Linked DNA regions of Homo sapiens: regions 1 and 3 are each linked to region 2. A link is a contact called in ENCODE Hi-C or POLR2A ChIA-PET data. All regions are on one chromosome and are shown on one strand. The core of a region is the stretch at or near the end of the contact, and the rest is flanking DNA. Distances in the headings are between cores, read along the strand shown. Region 1 holds the start of GNL1 (G protein nucleolar 1 (putative)). Region 2 holds the start of HCG20 (HLA complex group 20). Region 3 holds the start of GTF2H4 (general transcription factor IIH subunit 4).

Region 1 (4,771 bases), core at 479-2,978, 210 kb after region 2:
TCACCTGACTTAGGGTCGCCAGGTTTTCCATTGGCCATGGGGGGAGGGCCCAGAAGGCTGGGTGGTCCTAAGAGCAGACATGAAAATATGGTCATCAGAATGGATTAAAGGACTGATGATTCTGTTCTTAGGTGTTTTTCTTGTATTACTTATTTCTTAATTCAACCAGTAAAGTCAGGTATATTTTCAGCAGTCTTGGGAGTTCTCACCCCATCTATCTGCCCTTTTTTCTGCAAAGCTGTTTCAGGGTTTGCAAAAAGTAGATATTCAATCAAAGGGGATAATGCAGGAAAAGATACTGACAACTTTTTTTCTTCACCGTACCGTCGCTATCCAAAACAACCTAAGTGTCTCCAGACATGAACCAATCCCTCACCTTAACTGCTGGCCAGAGGACTAGTTTAGAGAAAGCTGCACCTGTACCTTTTCAGTCAAAGTCTGGATACAAACTGTCATCCCAGTCATCGCAATCTGCAACATCTCTACTACCCCTTTCCCCTACTGTTCTGCGGCTGCGCAAAAGAGCTCTTTATTCTCTCCACCCCCGCCTTCTCCAGAAAGGTCTGGGGCCGTATTGAGGTTGATGGTTCCAGTAAGAGAACTCCTGGTTCAAGGCTCCATTTGGGAGAGCCCCACTTCCATCCCTCCCCAGCGCGTGCGCCCTTCCTCCTTCCGTTACAGCCCCCTCCTTCGCACCTTATTAGCCCCTAGCCCCTTGCCCGGACGGGCTTGACAGGCATGTGCACATCCCTCCCAGACCCCTCACCGATGGGACTCCCATCCTCCTCATCTCCAGTCTCTTCCCGCTCGGGCAGCGGGGGCTGCTGCTGTGTCGGTGGCTGGTGATGATTCTGCTTCTTTCGTTTCGGCATCGTGTCTGCGGCAATGGCTGCAGCGGGATTTGGAGGGTAGTGAGGAAGGGGCACGCGGGGATTCTGTTTCCGCTTCCGGGGGGTCGGTGGGCAGCAATGCTGAGGCTCCCGCCATTCCACTTCCGGAAGGTTGCGGAGAACATCTGCGGCGGCCGCATTCCGGAGCCAACTGCCTCCCTCCGTCTCTGCCAGGCATGGCGGCAACCTCACACCTTCCCTTTGCTGCGTTTCTATAAATGCTTTGAAAAAATTACTCTTTTCTTCCCTCGCTGGAAAACACCACAACCAGCTCCTCAGAGTGTGTCACAGAGTCAACAGGCTCTCGGGCCAGAGGGCCTGAGAAGAGGACTGTCGCACCGTAAGATCGCCACATCCGGTCCTCGGTTACTATGGTAACAGCTGCAGGCACAACTTCGTGCCCTTTGACCTCCCCCCAAAAGTCCTTGTCCCGCTTGGGTTTCCCTTCTCGCCCGCTTTTGCACTTATGATCTGTAAACCTGCTCCTTATCATCGTTCCCACAAGGAATTTGGGTCCCAACAGGTCGGCACCCAGGACTCTCAGACCGCCGCCCTCCCCTAAAGACCTCTGACCGTGCCCCCGGTGTAGTCCAGCAACCTGGACGCAGTCTCGGCTTTCCACTAAGGTCAAGCCCGGGGCTTTGTAGTATAGCCTCAGCGTGTCCACGCCCCCTCTCCCCTAGGTAGTAGGCCCCGCCCTCCGCTCCGCCGCCCCCTCCAGGTGAGTGGTAGGTTCTCCCGGGAGCGCAAGGTAGTGATGACACGCGCCCCCCCTCCTCCGAACGCGAGTTGGTAGCGTCCGTGACGGAGTTAGCCTGGTCCTCCCACGCGCGCCTCCTTCCTCGCCGCCGGGGCGCCCTCTCGGTGCCACTGGCTCTCACGTGCCAGTAGCCCACCCCGCATCATCCTCTCGCCTCGCTCCTGGAGGGAAGTGACTATATCTCCCCCGTCCGCCTTCCATCGCCGCCGCGGCGGTAATTCTGTCGGGCCCGCCCGCTGACGTCACCTGCTAGCCCCGCCTCCTCTAGGGTCCCGGGCCCCTGCGGCGGGGGCTGCCCCGGGGGGCAGTCAGTTGAGGCGGCGGGAGCTCGGCGGAGGGCGGGCCAGGTGACTGGTCCGGGCCATGCCGAGGAAGAAGCCATTCAGCGTGAAGCAGAAGAAGAAGCAGTTGCAGGACAAACGGGAGCGGAAGAGAGGTCAGTGCGGGAGCGGGAGGAGGGGGCGGGGCTCGGGCTTCCGCACATCTGGAAGGAGGGGTGTGCCCGCTGCACCTCTGGGGATCGTGGGAGGGGGTCGTGGGACCGCGTCAACCCTCGCGGCCTATCGCGGAGGGGATCCCCCACCCCCCCTACATCTGGAAGGGGTGGGGAAGGATGGAGAGTTGGGGGAGGGGAATCCCTCCAGCTAGCACGGGGCGCCGTCCCCACTGCTCCCTGAAGGAGTGACTCCCCCCACGCACATCCGGGAGGGTCCCAAATAGGGTGTCTGGGAGGACTGAACATCGGAAGAAGTTGAGTGGGATGAAAGGGAGTCAGGCCGATGGGGGAGAGGGTCTTATGGCCCCTGAGAGCTGGCCAGCACTGGCGTCACCGGCCCCTCCCCGCAGGGCTTCAAGATGGGCTGCGCTCCAGTTCCAACAGCCGCAGCGGGAGCCGGGAGCGGCGAGAGGAACAGACCGACACCTCGGACGGGGAGTCTGTGACCCATCATATCCGCAGGCTTAACCAGCAGCCTTCTCAGGGGCTGGGTCCACGAGGCTACGACCCAAATCGGTGAGGGTGGGAGGGGGCGCTGGTCCCGGCTTTCCCGCCTACCCGGAAGTCAGAGCTTTGGGGGAAAGCGGGCTGCTACTGGTGAAGACGGTGGGCCTGGGATGCCACAGTTCTCCGCTAGCCACTCGGCTCCCCACAGCGGGCCACAGTCTTCCTTTCCAGAGGGGCTGGAGAGAGTTGGGCTTTTAGAAGGAGAAGGCTGAGTATTGCCTGAAAGAAGGACTTGGGGGAAGTCTGACTTGAGAGAGGAGACTTGAACGACTCTGGAGAGAATGGTTTGCGAAGTTGATTGTACAAGAGGGGAGAAAATAGGAGTTTGTGGCCACAGGATTGCTCTGGATGTCTCGGTCCCTGTTCCCTTAGATACCGACTGCATTTTGAGAGAGACAGCAGGGAGGAGGTAGAGAGGAGAAAGAGAGCAGCCCGGGAGCAAGTTCTACAGCCGGTCAGTGCTGAGTTGTTGGAGCTGGACATCCGGGAGGTGTATCAGCCTGGCTCAGGTGAGTGAGAGCAAGACAGGCATTGGGCTGGGGAAGGAGTTTGGAAAGGTAAAAGCCGACTGTGAGGAAGGAGGGGTCTGGGATGTACTCTTGAATCCTGAAGATTTCCTCACACTTGGACTTTTTCCTGAATTCCCAGTTCTGGACTTTCCTCGACGTCCTCCTTGGAGCTATGAGATGTCCAAGGAGCAACTAATGAGCCAAGAGGAACGGAGCTTCCAAGACTATCTTGGGAAGATTCATGGGGCTTACTCCTCTGAGAAACTCAGCTACTTTGAGCACAATCTGGAGGTGACAGTGTACTCTAGGGACAGGAGTGGGGCATAGTGACCTATGGTCAAATTGGTTTGGGATCAGGCTGGAGAGGGACTCTGTTTTCAGTTTCTCTTCCTGATCCTGTCTTTTTAGACATGGAGGCAGCTGTGGCGGGTGTTAGAGATGTCTGACATCGTCCTGCTTATCACTGATATCCGACATCCAGTGAGTACTAGGGATAAGGGTGGGCAAGGAGGAGGGAGAAAGGTTTTTCAGGGGCAAAGGTCAGAGGCAAGAGTTGGGAGACAGAGAGGTATCTATCTTCCTGTCTTTCTAATCTCTACCTAGTGCTGATGTCCGCAGTTAGGAACTCAGTTTTTTATTCTCTTATAGCCTGTCATTCCTCCCTTGGCCAGCTCACTCTTCTCTTCAAAACAGCCATGTCCTGTCCTTTAGCTCATCACAGACCAATAGAAAATCCAAGTGTTGGAGCTCCAGGGATTCTATGAATGCAGCTGGGGACTTCCTCCTGCCCAGCCCAAAGATGCCCTTTCTTCCTTATCTCATTTCTCTAGCACTGCCACATCAGTTGCTACAGAACCCACCTGGAATGCTAGAGTAGTAGTTAAGGCTGTAGACTGCTGCTGGACTGCCCTGTGTGAATCCTAGCTCTGCAACTTCACTCTTGTCCTCCAGTGGGAGAAAGGGAGGTCTGTGAGGACCATTTAGGTTGGAGGTCCTTAATAATATGTACACACACATACTCACACGTACATCATGTGCACATCAATATACACAGGCATGTTTGCACACATGTTCACAGTCACATTAACACACAAACATGCACACATGTGCACGTACTTGCATGCATGCATATATGCACGTGTACACACTTACATAGTTGTGCACACACAAAAAAGCAGACTAATTTCTACCCTAACCCCCATCCCTGTTTCCGATCCCAGCCTTTACCTCAGTGTGCTAAGTGATGCTGTTTCCTTGTCTTGTTTTGGGTTCATTTCCATCTCTAATCATGACCTATAGGAAGCCCTCTGAGACTCAGAAGTATTACTAACCCCTGTTTTGTCTTTGTTTTTCAGTTTGTCTGGTTTATAGTTTTTAGCCCAGAGTCTGCTACCACCAGGGCCTTGTCTCTGAGCTACACCTGCTGAGTGGGGAGCTGGAGGCAGAGAACTCTGGGTTGACTTTCACTGCTCCATCCTCTTATCAACTCTGTCCTAGGTTGTGAATTTCCCGCCAGCACTTTATGAGTATGTGACTGGAGAACTTGGACTGGCCCTGGTGCTGGTTTTGAACAAGGTGGATCTGGCCCCGCCAGCTCTTGTGGTTGCCT
Region 2 (4,716 bases), core at 66-2,565:
GGAGGCTGAGATGGACAGATTGCTTGAGCCCAGGAGTTGGAGACCAGCCTGGGCAACATAGTGAGACCCTGTCTCTACAAAATAATGATAATAATAATACAAAAATCAGCCAGGCATGTTGGCAGTAGCCCCAGCTACCAGGGAGACTGAGGCAGGAGGATCACTTAAGCCTGGGTAGTCAAGGCTGCAGTGAACCATGACTGCACCACTGCACTCCAGCCTGGGCAACAAGAGTGAAACTCCGCCTCAAAAAAAAAAAAAGCAGTTCATGCCTGGTTCCCTCACAGCAACCCAGCCACTATGCAAGAGAAACTCTAACTAGACCACAGGTAGAAACCCTGAGGTCCCTGAGCTAACTGCCAGCATCCACTGCAAAGTGTCTGCAGACGATTTCAGTCCCCCAGCTTTCGAGTCTTCCAGCTGCAGCCCCAGATAACATGGAGCAGAGACAAGCCATCCCCACTGCGGTGTGTCCAAATTCCTGGCCCACAGAATCCGTGAACGTAATAAAGGGTTGTCTCATGCCACAAAATTTTGAGGCAATTTGTTGGACAACAAAAAATAACCAGAACACAGAGGACAAGCCAGAATGAGCAGCACATAAGTCGAAGGAGAAAGTACCCTAGAGGTGTTAAGAGTTAGTCAGAATGGAAGGACATTAACTGTGGAAAGCATTACTAGACCTCACGTCACCATATGGTTTTGTACTCTGTCCTGCTGTGAAACTCTTCCTTCAAAGGCCACCAGCAACCCCCAAAGTGACAAATATACAAATTCCCTCTTGTTTAAACTATCATCTAGGCCTGCGCCATGGCTCACACCTATAATCCCAAAACTTTGGGAGGCTGAGGCAGCAGGATCATTTGAGCCCAGGAATTTGAGACCAGCCTGGGCAACACAGTGAGACCCCCAGTCTCTAAAAAAATGTTTAAAAAATTGGCTGGGAGTGGTGACATACACCTGTAGTATCAGCTACTCAAGAAGCTGAGGTGAGACGATCTCTTGAGCCTGGGAGGTCAAGGCTGCAGAGAGCTATGATCATGCCACTATACTCCAGCCAGGGTTACAGAGCAAGACCCTCTCTCCAAACAAACAAACAAACAAACAAACAAAAAAACCCTCACAAACAAACAAACAAAAAACCCTATCATCTGTGCGCCGAAGTCCCCCACTCCAATAGCTACATACCTAGTCCTATCTTTTCACCTGAACTCCTGTCTTGTAGCTCCAATTTCCCGCAGTCACATGCCAGTTCCTTATTTCTTTGCCACCTCAAATCCAACACAACCAAAATGGATTCACTATCATGGACACTGTTTGGGCTCAGGTCCTTTTCACCAGTGAGTCCACTCACTTTCCAGCTTTTGGGAATATCAGCTGATAACCACACACAATTGTCCCCTTTTCTGGAGAATTGCCCTGGGCCAAACAGGAGCCAAGCCCTCCTCCCTTGCACACACTCTGGACAGACTCCCAGTGGCTGCCTGACCTTAAAGCAGATCTACAAAACGCCAGCCCCCATGCCTCCAAGTGCAATTGACTGGTGCAATTTGCTGCCCTGAGCTTCCCCATGAGCTCAGGCTGAAGCTCACATCCTTGCTTAGCCTTTTTCCCTTCCCTATCCTGTTTTCTTCAGTCTTTCTCCTGAGAGCCTCCCGCAGTGTATCTCTTGAACAAAAGTCCCCACCCCAGGTTCTGCTTCAAGGTAGCCCAATCTAAAACACCTGCTGCCGAGTGCAGTGGCTCACACCTGCAATCCCAGCACTTTGGGAGGCCAAGGTGGGCAGATTGCTTTGAGCTCATGAGTTCAAGACCAGCCTGGAGACAGGCTGGACACAGCAAAATCTTGCCTCTTCAAAAGATACAAAAAAAAAATTAGCCTAGCTTTGTGGCATGCGCCTGTAGTCCCAGCTACTTGGGAGGCTGAGACAGGAGGATCGATCGCTTGAGCCCAGGAGGCAGAGGTTGCAGAAAGCTGAGATTGCACCACTGCACTTCAGCCTGAGTGACAGAGGAAGACCCTGTCTCGAAATAAAATAATAATAATAATAGGCCGGGTGCCGTGGCTCATGCCTGTAATTCCAGCACTTTGGGAGGCCAAGGTGGGCGGATCACTTGAGGTCAGGAGTTGGAGATCAGCCTGGCCAACATGGTGAAACCCCGTCTCTAGTAAAAATAAAGAAATTAGCTGGCCATGGTGGCACATACCTGTTACCCCAGCTACTCGGGAGGCTGAGGCAGGAGAATCACTTGAATCTGGGAGGCAGAGGTTGCAGTGAGCTGAGATTGCACCATTGCACTCCAGTCTGGGCAACAAGAGCAAAACTCCATCTCAAAAAAATAATAATAATAAATAAAACACCAACCAAGCCAAGTTTACTTTGTTTACCCTGTTGCTATGAGACCTGTCTCTCATCACCCCAGCCTACAACTCCCTTTCAGACCAGCCATCAGTTTGAATACATTTTCTAGCAAATGCCTCTCATTCTTCCTCCTCATTCCCATTGTCCCCATGTAATCACTGTTCAGGAAGTCAGGGACCCCAAACGGAGGGACCAGCTGAAGCCATGGCAGAAGAATGTGGATTGTGAAGATTTCATGGACATTTATTAGTTCCCCAAATTAATACTTTTATAATTTCTTATGCCTGTCTTTACTGCAATCTCTAAACATAAATTGTGAAGATTTCATGGACACTTATCACTTCCCCAGTCAATACCCTTGTGATTTCCTATGACTGTCTTTACTTTAATCTCTTAATCCTGTCATCTCGTAAGCCAAGGAGGATGTATGTCGCCTCAGGACCCTGTGATAATTGCATTAACTGCACAAATTGTAGAGCATATGTGTTTGAACAATATGAAATCTGGGCACCTTGAAAAAAGAGCAGGATAACAGCAATGTTTAGGGAACAAGAGAGATAACCTTAAACTCTGACCGCCGGTGAGCTGGGCGGAACAGAGCCATATTTCTCTTCTTTCAAAAGCAAATGGGAGAAATATTGCTGAATTCTTTTTCTCAGCAAGGAACATCCCTGGGAAAGAGAATACACGCCTGGGGGTGGGTCTCTGAACTGGCCCCCCTGGGCGTGGCCATCTTCTATGGTCGAGGCTGTAGGGGTGAAATAGACCCCAGTGTCCCATAGCGCTCCCAGGCTTATTAGGAAGAGGAAATTCCTGCCTAATAAATTTTGGTCAGACCAGTTTCTCTCAAAACCCTGTCTCCTGATAAAATGTTATCAATGACAATTGTGCCAGAAACTTCATTAGCAATTTTAATCTCGCCCCGGTCCTGTGGTCCTGTGATCCCGCCCTGCCTCCATTTGCCTTTCGATATTCTATTACCTTGTGAAGTACTTGATGTCTGTGACCCACACCTATTCACACACTCCCTCCCCTTTTGAAAATCCCTAATAAAAACTTGCTGGTTTTGCGGCTTGCGGGGCATCACGGAACCTACCAACATGTGATGTCTCCCCCGGATGCCCAGCTTTAAAATTTCTCTCTTTTGTACTCTGTCCCTTTATTTCTCAAACTGGCCGATGCTTAGGAAAATAGAAAAGAACCTACGTGACTAATGGGGCAGGTTCCCCGATAATCACCTCACACCTGGCTTATGAAATAATTCTCCTTTCCAACCTCCCTGCTGCTTCCTGTTTTTCCTCCTGCCTCCAATCTGTCTAGCACTTAAGTGTGAGATTAACATTTCTGAAATGCCTCTGATCATGTAGCTCCCCTGCTGGAAAGTTCAGTGCCTCCGGTGTCTAGTGGCAGCAGATAAAGATTCTTTTGTCTGCTTTCCTGGTCCCTCACTGAGCTCTGGCTTCCACCTTGTTTATTTAACCTCATTTGTCAGTATTTTTAATTTTCTATTCCAGTCAGCTCCCCCAGAGTTCCACAAACTATGCTCATTCCCATCACACCAACACCAGTTCTCCCTCTCCCCTACATGTTCTCGAATCCCACCTGGCTTCTCAGCTGCCCCCCGGCCCCTGTCCTCCCCTTCTCAGCCCCCAGCAGGGCACATGGCTGCCTGCAGGAAGCAACAGGGCTCTAAGCCTCCCTGGCAGCCAGATGTGGCAGAGAGACTTCCTTCCAACCTATTTGAAATGAGCAGAAATGTTACGGGTTACTTCTGTCTGTGGACCTACTAGGATGGGGTGTGTATTTCTTTGTCCTTCTCTTTCCCCTTGGCCTGAACATGGAGCCTGAGCAGTCATCCTAAATCACAAAGAGCCATGCATCAAAGACAGTGAGGCAGCAAGGCGGAGCTGTCCCAGCCCCGAGCTGCCTGCCTGGCTCTGGACTTTGTTTCTGTCAGAGAGAAATGGACTTCCATCTAGGAAGCCATTGTTCTATTCGGTTTTTGTCACTCACAGGTCAACCTAATGCTAACTTGGTTCTTCTCACAACTTGTGAAGGAAAGAAAGGAGCAGATGTGGCAGTGGCCTGTAAATGTTTAACTCTCAGAGGCAGTGGAGGGCTGGGGGTAGGTGAAAGTTCTGACTTGCAACATTTCCGATTTCTGTGGTGTAAATACTTCCATCAAGGTGTTGGGGCTCAGAAAATGATACCCCAGAGTTTGGTGTTTTGGCAAGTTGAGAAGAACATGGGAAGGACCTGAGAAGTAAAGTCTGCCTCTGACCTTCTCCTGCTCCCCTCTCTCCTCCAAGGCAGGTCAAAGAAACCAGAATGTCTTTCCCCCAAAGCCAATCAT
Region 3 (4,711 bases), core at 1-2,500, 140 kb before region 2:
CTTAGCCAAGGATGGGAGCTCCCTGTACAGGAACAGAGGTCAAAGGTTAGTATCAGAAGCTGCATTGTATCTGCATCTCTGCCCTCAATTACCTCTCAAACATCTCATCTCACTCCAGCACAACTTTACCAGTCCTGCTGTTTTGGCCTCCACACTTTAGAGCAATTTCCAACCCTTGCCCCCAGTCCCCACCCCGACTCCAGGCTGCTACACTTTTACCTATGATATTTTATTCCACTCCGCAGACCCCATTACATTTCCCTGCCATGAAGGGGCTTCTCACCTGAAGACAGCCAGACATGTGGCAGGGTGCCCATACAATCGGTCCAATACCCCAGGGCTCAGGCCCCCTAAGAATTCCTGCAGATTCCTGCATTGTAGGTGTACTCGGTTCAGTCCCCTTGAAGGGGTGCTCTCCATCACCTGAGGAATGCAAACGTCAGAAGTGCAACCTCACCATCCATGCCAGTGTCACCCCTGACCTTTCTAACTGATTCCAGATCCATCAGTCCCCACAATAACCCCACCTTTTCTGTGGTCTCCTTTCCCATGTCACTCATCTCCTCTGGTTTCTCCCAAACCTGACCAATCTCCCTCCCTTTCTTGCCTCCTCACCCTATTTCTGCCCTTCAACTCCAGTCTTCCCTCAATTACCAAGTGACAGAATTGTTAACTGTCCAGTGTTTGCAAGATCATTTTGTATTTCAATGACTTGTCTCATCTTTGGCTAAACAGGGACAAAGAAAATTGAGCCCACACCTCTCTCTTCCATCCCATCCTGGTCAGACCAGTCTACAAGCTCCAAATCTGCCCGTCCTTCCTATCTTCTATCTCTTAGCCCACTTCTGCTAAGTACGGCGGTAACCTCTCCCCTCCATGCTTCCCAAATCTAAAGCCACCTCTTTTCCCTTCCCAAGTCTACTTCACGTCATTCACCCTGACCCACGCCTTCCGATCTCCTAGCTTCTCCCTGCCTTCCTCTCACTCTTCGCCTCCCACTCACCTCTCTCTCTCTCATACCTCTGCCACTCCCGCCCTCCTAGGTCCCCTCACCACTCTGTCGATCCTCCTCGCGCACCCCGAGTCTCGGGCCGTCGCTTAATCGGAGCCAAAGTCTCGCATTGGCTCCTGGAGATTGAGGGAAAGATGGTGAAAAAATGCGAGGAAAAGATGGGGAAAGCAAAGAAAGATTTCACAGGCAAGAGCCCAGAATGGAGAATTCAGAAGAGAAGGGAGGTAAGGGGAGGAGTGGAAAAGTGAAGAGGATGAGAATAGACGCTGCACTCTCCGGGCGCGGGGGATGCTGGGAATTGGAGTCTTGCCTTTGCTCTCCTTAGAGCCGGCTGAAGCGCGTCTGACTACAAATCCCGAAAGGCACCGTGGGGAAGCCGAAAGGAGAGGAGCTGGCTTTTAATTGAGCGAGGGGAGACACCAGAAGCTGGACCAGTTGGTTCCGCGAAGGCAGAACCAACTCCGCCCACGCTGCTAACGGCGCGTGTAACCGGCTGGAGCGGGAGGCGGGTCCGGGAAAGTAGAAGTGCCTGGAGGGCTTCCTTGCGGAGGCGCGCTCTGGCGACTTGGTGGTGAGCCGAGTGAGCACAATTACTCCCCATAAAATTGGGATAATACACACTCCAGGCCGGGCGCGGTGACTCACGCCTGTAATCCTAGCACTTTGGGAGGCCGAGGCGGCGAATCACCCGAGGTCAGGAGTTCGAGACCATCCTGGCCAACATGGTGAAACCCCCGTCTTTACTAAAAATACAAAAATTAGCCGGGCGTGGTGGTGGGCACCTGTAATCCCAGCTACTCTGGAGGCTGAGGCAGGTGAATCGCTTGAACCCTGGAGGCGGAGTTGCAGTGAGCCAGGACCATGCCATTACACGCCAGCCTGGGCGACAAGAGTGAAACTCCGTCTCAAAAAAAAAGAAAAGGAAAGAAAAGAAAGAAAGCGTACACACTCTGGGCGGTTTCCACGAGTTAACGATTAACACGATCCAGTGCACCTTACTTGACCCTAAGTACTCAGTAAATCTTAATTTCTGCCTCCACCACTCCTCAAACCGTTTACTTAGAAGACCCAGATAAATACAGTTTTTAAGACACCAACTATTTGCTCTGATTTGATTTATGAACCTACTACAAAAGTGGAGGTCTTCACCCAAACCCAGAACTACACGTTTCCCCAAATTCCTATATGCAAATTTTGTTATTCCCACCTTATAGACTGGAAGACTGGAGCCCGGCAAGATTAAGAAATTTGCCTGCAGCCTGGCGAGGTGGCTCAGAGCTGTGACCCCCAGCTACTTGGGAGGCTGAGGCAGGAGGATCGCTTGAGACTAGGAGTTTGAGGCTACAGTGAGCTATGATCGCACCAGCCTGGGTGACAGAGGGAGACCCCCATTTCTCTCTCTCTTTTTTTTTTTTTTTTGAAACGGAGTCTCTCACTCTGTCACCCAGGCTGGAGTGCAGTTGCATGATCTCAGCTCACGGCAACCTCAGCCTCCCGGGTTCAAGCGATTCTCTTACCTCAGCCTCCCAAGTAGCTGGGACTACAGGTGTGTGCCACCACGCCCGGCTAATTCTGGTATTTTTAGTAGAGATAGGGTTTCAACATGTTGGCCAGGCTAGTCTCAAACTCCTGACCTCAGGTGACCCACCTGCCTCAGCTTCCCAAAGTGTTGGGATTACAGGCATGAGCCACTGAGCCCAACCTGAGATGCCCATCTCTAAAAAAAAAAAAATTAAAAAAAAAATCCCTACAATCAGACAGGAAGTGCCCAAGCTGGGATTTGAAGCACATTTGCAAGCAACCAGGGATCAAAATGGTAATGACTATGCAAGACTTTTTATACTTTGTAGCCCACCCATGTTTTCTGTTGTCCCTGTCTTTTTAGCAATTAATGTTTTAAAATCTTCAAAGAAAAGCTAAAAATTGACAGAGCTTCTTTATGGCAAACTTTAGGTAAGGTTGAAAGACAATTTACAATCTAGGAAGAAATGGTTGATGAAATAAACAAAATACAAAAAGCTGTTACAAAGCAATAAGAAAAAGAAACATAATAGAAAGATTGGGACAGACCACTGCTTACTAGTTAGCCCTGCTCAGCAAGGAGCAGCTTAAAAAAAAAAAAAGAAGAAGAAAAGAAAAAGAAAAGAAAGAGGCCTGGCGGGGTGGCTCAGGCCTGTAATCCCAACACTTTGGGAGGCCAAAGAAGGTGGATCATTTTAGCTCAGGAGTTCCAGACCAGCCTGGGCATTATACAGAAACTCTATCGCTACAAAAACAAAACAAAACAAAAATTAGCTAGGTGTAGTGGTGTGCTCTCCTGCGGTCCCAGCTGCTCAAGAGGCTGAGGTAGAAGGATCACTTGGGCCCAGGAGATTGAGGCTGCAGTGAGCAATGATAGCACCACTGCACTCCAGCCTGAGCAACAGTGTGAGACCCTGTCCCAAAAGGAGAGGGGAAGAGAGGAGAGGACAGGGGAGAACTGGAGAGGGGAGAATTGGGGAGGGGAGAGGAAGGGAGGGTTAGGGAGGGGGAAAGAAGGAAAGAGAAAGAAAGATTGGCCAAAGCAAAAAGAAAGTTAAACAGAATATCAGAAATGTTTCAAAAATCAAAAAATTGGCTGGGCACGGTGGCTCACGCCTGTAATCCCGACACTTTGGGAGGCCGAGGTGGGTGGATCACCCGAGATCAGGAGTTCGAGACCAGCCTGGCCAACATGGTGAAACCCGTCTCTCCTAAAAATACAAAAATTAGCCGGGCGTGGTGGCAGGCGCCTATAAGCCCAGCTACTCGGGAGGCTGAGGCAGGAGAATCGCTTGAACCCGGGAGGTGGAGTTTGTAGTGAGCTGAGATCGTACCATTGCACTCCAGCCTGGGGGACAAGAGCGAGACTTTGTCTCAAAAAAAAAAAAAAAAAATTCAAAAAATTAGCCAGGCCTGGTTCTGTGGTCCCAGCTACTCAGGAGGCTGAGGCAGGAGGATTGTTTGGACCCAGGAGGTCAAGGCTACACTGAGCTGTGATCATGCCACTGCACTCCAGCCTGAGCTATACAGTGAGACCCTGTCTCAAAAAAAAAAAAAAAAAAAAAAAAGAAAAGAAAAGAAAAGAAAAGAGAAAAAGAAATTAGCTCGGTATGCACACACCTGAAGTCCTAGCTACTCAGGAGGCTGAGGTAGGAAGATCGGTTGAGTCCAGCAGTTCAAGGCTGTAGTGAGCTACAGTTACACCACTGCACTCCAGCCTGGCCGCAGAATTAGACTGTCTCTTAAAAATAAATATATAGGCCAGGCGCCATGGCTCACACCTGTAATGCCAGCACTTTGGGAGGTCAAGGTGGGTGGATCACCTGAGGTCAGGAGTTCCAGACTAGCCTGGTCAACATTTTAGTAGAAACCTTGTCTCTACTAAAAACACAAAAATTAGCTGGCATGGTGACGGGCGCCTGTAATCCCAGCTACTTGGGAGGCTGAGGCAGGAGAATCACTTGAACCCGGGAGGCAGAGGTTGCAGTGAGCTGAGACCACACCATTGCACTCCAGCCTGGGCAAGAGTGAAACTCCATCTCAAAATAAATAAATAAATAAAAATAAAAATAAATAAATCGGCCGGAGGCAGTGGCTCACACCTATAATCTCAACACTTTGGGAGGCCGAGGCGGGTGGATCACTTGAGGTCAGAAGTTCGAGACTAGCCTGAGCGGG

Evidence for each region. A loop is a pair of places that touch in the nucleus more often than their neighbours do. ChIA-PET counts read pairs that join two places held with the same protein, here RNA polymerase II (POLR2A). Pooled maps may share reads with other maps.
Region 1: a pooled map shows a loop between it and region 2 (4-fold over the local background). The contact joins the promoter of GNL1 here to the promoter of HCG20 in region 2. A Hi-C loop is called at or near these places in 6 of 50 pooled maps. POLR2A ChIA-PET finds 5 or more read pairs at or near these places in 2 of 52 experiments (H1 and activated CD8-positive, alpha-beta T cell).
Region 3: a pooled map shows a loop between it and region 2 (3-fold over the local background). The contact joins the promoter of GTF2H4 here to the promoter of HCG20 in region 2. A Hi-C loop is called at or near these places in 7 of 50 pooled maps. POLR2A ChIA-PET finds 5 or more read pairs at or near these places in 12 of 52 experiments (AG04449, AG04450, Caco-2 and 9 more).

What each region holds. Positions count from the first base shown.
Region 1 is chr6:30,553,446-30,558,216 of GRCh38, reverse strand. It overlaps GNL1 (G protein nucleolar 1 (putative)), which reads left to right and starts at 1,728. Exons shown (of 12, transcript NM_005275.5): 1 at 1,728-2,086; 2 at 2,497-2,662; 3 at 3,026-3,162; 4 at 3,302-3,453; 5 at 3,571-3,642; 6 at 4,660-4,771. The coding sequence starts at 2,014. It overlaps PRR3 (proline rich 3), which reads right to left and starts at 922. Exons shown (of 4, transcript NM_025263.4): 1 at 767-922; 2 at 5-67. The coding sequence starts at 872. RefSeq lists enhancers at 755-1,319, 1,320-1,884, 1,885-2,450.
Region 2 is chr6:30,763,424-30,768,139 of GRCh38, reverse strand. It overlaps HCG20 (HLA complex group 20), which reads right to left and starts at 1,315. Exons shown (of 4, transcript NR_138037.1): 1 at 1,189-1,315. RefSeq lists an enhancer at 3,585-4,372.
Region 3 is chr6:30,904,746-30,909,456 of GRCh38, reverse strand. It overlaps GTF2H4 (general transcription factor IIH subunit 4), which reads right to left and starts at 1,250. Exons shown (of 14, transcript NM_001517.5): 1 at 1,054-1,250; 2 at 284-423; 3 at 1-22. The coding sequence starts at 420.